Regions from separate parts of the Homo sapiens genome. Here region 2 is linked to region 1. A link is a loop called in an ENCODE intact Hi-C map of the cell type or tissue named here. Cell type or tissue: Calu3. All regions are shown on one strand.

Region 1 (2,500 bases):
AAAATAAATTCGGAAAGTTACTAGTGTTTTTTTTTTTCAAACCATAAACTAACATAAGGGAGACAGAAAGACCTTTAGAAAGGACAAGTACATTTAATATAATTTTGAAATTCTTGTTTCTGAGACACTTATTTTTAAAATAATAAAGTTTAAGTTAAATATAACAACATCAAAACAACTTGCAAAGTTAGTGTCTTAATTGGGGCAAAATCAAATTTAGTTATCTTGGACCCTGATGGGCTCCTCCGTCTCTCCCTGTAGGGAGCACAGAATGAAATGGTGCATGCCAAATCAATCTCCCTAATTGCTTTGGTCACTATCACATGCAATTTGGACACATCTTGCTAAATAACATCCAAAGGCCAAAAAAGATATGACATTGAGAGTAATCCAGCTCCATGGCTTCCCTCATGCTAGTGTGATTTGAAGGACAATGGTCTGTTTCGTCAACTCTGAAGGTGTGGAAGTACCACAATGTAGGAAAATATTCACAAACGTCCAGAATGTCAGAGCCGGAAGTGACCTTGGAATATTACTAATCCTATCTTCATTCTGTAGACAAGGAAAGTATTCAGTTTTACTCCCTCTCTGTGCACCTGTAACAAGAGATTTTTATCTTTGTAGCAGTAATCATTGACCTGCTATGGTATCTATATGTAACATAGATAGTGTAAATTGATGAGATATGCATATATCTATATGCTGCATACTATAGTATCATCGACACATCTTTTCTATCCTTTTCTCGGCCTCTCCCTGACTCACACACACAATCAACCATTGTTTGAAATTTTTGACCATTTTATTCATGTATGTGGTTCTGAACTTGTCAGGAACTCAATTTGACTTCATTGAATTAAATTACAGAAGAAGGTTCAAATAATCCCCATATTTTGAATTCACAGCAGTCTCAGTGATTCTTTCGAATTCTGCTTGGACTCTTCATTTGGTCTGTGTCCAGGCCCTAATTTTGGGGGTGCGGATCTTGTAGCGCTGCCTGGAGAGCATGTATAGGAATTTTGGCTGCCTCCACCGGGCTGGCTCAGTAGCATCTGCAGAGCAACACTGCCATCTGCTGTGAAAACCTTCAAAGCAACTAAGAAAAATCTGCCAAACACTGATTTGTATTTGCGATGCCTTTGTTCTTCAAAACGCAAATCAAACTGCAATTAATCAACGTTTATTAAAATTAATTCTAACACATTCATTAACTTTTAAGGGAATTACAAGGCACGTGGCATCACTGAATGTCTACATGAAGTGTTCTCTCCAGGAGACAGAACAACACTAATAGGATGGGAGGCTCTGAATCGGGGGACCCAAGATGCTAAAGCGCTAGGTTGCTTACACACACAAAAAAAATTCTTAACGTGCCTTTTAGTGAGGTGTGTAGAAGCCTTAGATTGAAACCACACATTACCTGTCAAATGTGCTTATCCTACCGCAGTCTACAAATCGTGTTGCCCCAACCTTTCCCAGAAAGGACATTCTGACCAAGACGCATAATTTAAGTGATCTGAGATGTCATTGAAGAATGTGTCCTCAGAGAGCAGGAAGTCAGAGTATTGATGAGTTATGTCTCTATGCCACCTTAATCTTATCTATTGAAAAACTCAAAAAGATACGTTTAAACGTCCTCAAGGAGTTAACCTCCATAGTATCTTCAATACCTTATAAAACAAGAACCAAACTTCAGGATTTCTCCCTCCTATATAAGGAAATCTATTTTTGTAGACCTACAGAAAGATTTTTATTTCTCTTTCTTTTAGGAAGTAAAATATTCAAAGATCTGAACATAAAAGAATAAACTGCTGGAGGTGGACAGAGCAGGAATAGGAAGAACAAGGTGGCTTTTCATTGGTTTGGGTTTTTTGATTTGGCTTTTGCAGGCATCAGAAGTTATACAACAGCGCCACTCTAGGGCTTTATGTGGAATAACAGGCAGCGTTCGCCAGTGCTATTTTCTTCTTGGGCCCTGTTTTTTCACAGAATATTATGCAAAAAGTTAACCTGGCACAAAATGTAGCAGCATTTTTGTTTTCACCTGTTTCATTTCGTTTTGAAGGTGCAAAGAGTCTTAAAACTTTATGCTGAGATATCAGAACTTACTATTTTATGAGTCAGAAGATGCTGACTAATCTTTTAGATGGCTTGAGTCAACTACTAATTATGTGTGCTCTTGGGCAAATTCCAGTAGCCTCCCTGGGTCTCACTTTCCCATCTGTAAAATGAATGGGTTGGTCTATAAATCTGCACCATTCAATATGGTGGCCAGTTGTCACAAGTTGCTATTTAAAATTAAATTTAGTTTAATTAAAAGTAAATAAGATTAAAAATTCACTTCCTCAGTTATATTAGCCAAATTTCAAATGCTCAATAGCCCCATGTAGCTAGTGGCTACTGAACTGGACAGCACAGATGCAGAATGTTTGCATCATAGCAGAAAGTTCTATTAGCACTGACATAGCTAAAATTTATGTTTCTTACCAAACTGAATTTA
Region 2 (2,500 bases), 140 kb before region 1:
TAATGTATTCTTAAATTTGGTTTTCTAGAATTTTGTTGAGGACTTTTGCATCAATATTCATCAGAGATATTGGCCTGCAGTTTTCTTTTTTGATGTGTCTTTGTCTGGTTTGGGTATCAGTATAATACTGACCTTGCAGAATGAGTTTGGAGGTATTCCTGCCATCTCTATTTTTCAGTCTATGTGTGCTGCCAGAGCTCTATTGCATGTTATTTGTTTCTTTCCTCTTGCTGCTTTTAGAATCCTTTCCTTATCCTTGATCTTTGGGAGTTTATTAAATGCCTTGAGGTAAGTGTTCTTTGAATTAAATCTGTATGTGTAACTTCTTGTACTTGAATATTACTATCTTTCTCTAGGTTTGGGTAGTTCTCTGTTATCCCTTTGAATAAAATTTCTATGCCTATCTATTTTTCTACCTCTTCTTTAAGGCCAGTAACTTGTAGATTTGCCCTTTTGAGGCTGTTTTCAAGATCCTGTAAGTGTGCTTCATTGATTTGTACTCTTTTTTTTTTTTTTTTTTTTGTCTCCTCTGACTGTGTATTTTCAAACAGGCTTTCTTCAAGCTCACTAATTTTTTTCTTCTGCTGGATTCATTCTGCTGTTAAAGAACTCTGATGCATTATTCAGTATGCCAATTGCATTTTTCAGCTCCAAAATTTCTGGCTTGATTCTTTTAAATTATTTCAATCTTTTTGTTAAATTTATCTGATATAATTCTAAATTCCTTCTTTGTTATCTTGAATTTCTTGGGTTTCCTCAACATAGCTCTTTTGAATTTTCTGTCTGAAAGGTCACATATCTCTGTTTCCCTAGGATTGGTCACTGGTGACTTATTTAGTTCATTTGGTGAGGTCATGTTTTTCTGGATGGTGTTGAAGCTAGTAGATGTTCTTCAGTGTCTAGGCATTAAAGAGTTAGGTATTGATTGTAGTCTTCATTTTCAGGGCTTTTTTGTACCTGTCCTTCTTGGGAAGGCTTTCAAGATATTTGAAGGACTTGGGTGTTGTGATCTAGGCTGTCTGCTTTAGGGGGCACCCCAAGCCTAGTAATGGTGTTGTGCTTGAGACTCATAGAAGTACTTCCCTGATGGTCTTGGACCAGATCCAGGAGAATTCTCTGGTCTCTCTTTCTCTCTGTTCTGAGCTACCTAAACCTGGAGTTGAAGTGACACAAGTGCCCCTGTGGCCACCACCACTATGACTGTGCTGAGTCAGACCTGAAGCAAGTACAGCATTGTGTCTCACCCAACGCCTGCTGTAACTGCTCCCTGGCTACTGTCTATGTTTGCTTAAGGTGCTGAGGCTCTACAATTAGCAGGTGGCAAAGCCAGCCAGGACCGTGCCCTTACCTTCAGGTCAGCAAGTTTCTTCAGGCCCCAGGTGGGTCCAGAGGTGGCATCTGGGAGTCAGGTACTAGAGTTAAAAACCTTAGAAGTCCAGCAGATATTCTATTGTACTGCGCTAAGCTGGCACTCAATGTTAAAAATCACAATATTGAATTAAAGACGTAATAGAACTGTCAGTTATTTATATCTTTACTGCCAATTGCCTATAGTGTTATTTTCAATCATTTAAATAAGTAGATAAAACTTAAAATCAGTCTCTGATACATACCTAATATGTATTCTTGGAAAAGTTATTTAATCTCTGTAAGCCATAGTTTCCTCATCTAGAATATGGCTATAATAAAAATTACCTCATGTGCTAGTGAAAGTTTAATAAGATTATGCATATACAGTGCTTAGTAGAGTCCCTGCCATACAGAAGTGTTTGATAAATGCTAACAAACTATGACTCAATCTTTTACCTTCCTTAACTAATTTCAGTTATCCATGTAGACTTATCAACATGTGTTAGTAAATATATCTGATCTTAGATAATTACCACTTTCACTCTCAAAAATGTCCCAATCTGGTTGATAAATTATATGGTCACTCTACTTATTAATAATAACACTAATAAAAGAAAGAGAAAAAAATGAGATAATCTTTTCAAATTCATAAGCTATTTCTCTCATCAGATTTCTTAGATAAGATATGATAATTGAAGATTGTCCATTATATATAATATACATTTCATGTGTTAATTATACAATATTGAAAGGTTCAATTCAATAGCATCTTTCAATAGTAATAAAAGATGAGAATGTCATTTTAAAGTATAAATTTTAAAACAATAAAATAAATTATTTGAAATTTGTGTTTACTGTCACAAACTTTTAAAAAGGCTAAATTGAGTAGTTTTGTTTTTCTCATCAAAGAACATCATCCTATGTGGGCGAAAAAGAGATCACTAGGGAGACATAGAGTTGTATCCAGGTATTTCTGTCCTTCTAATCCTTCCTAAACAGCTCGCTGTGTTTTTTTGAAGCACATTTTAGGTTACTAGGATACAAAAATATAAAATTAACTTTTTTAATTATAAGGCAGCCCTGTGTGAACACTACAACATTATGAATTGACTTTCATTTAAAATAGACTATACCTTTTGAAAGATTTAAT

The links. Peaks named below come from ENCODE experiments on the same cell type or tissue, not always from the same donor. Only the 100,000 strongest peaks of a DNase experiment are listed, where the experiment ranks them.
Region 2: a loop joins it to region 1, with 13 times the contacts of the local background. A loop is called at or near these places in 4 of 110 quality-filtered maps.

What each region holds. Positions count from the first base shown.
Region 1 is chr3:161,559,018-161,561,517 of GRCh38, reverse strand. No RefSeq gene overlaps it. Among named protein-coding and RNA genes, the nearest start is that of OTOL1, 63 kb to the right of the region's middle. In Calu3, CTCF peaks have their summits at 1,061 (motif pointing left) and 1,917; DNase peaks (open chromatin) are centred at 1,037 and 1,907.
Region 2 is chr3:161,699,856-161,702,355 of GRCh38, reverse strand. No RefSeq gene overlaps it. Among named protein-coding and RNA genes, the nearest start is that of OTOL1, 200 kb to the right of the region's middle. In Calu3, no CTCF peak of the experiment used is centred here; a DNase peak (open chromatin) is centred at 1,115.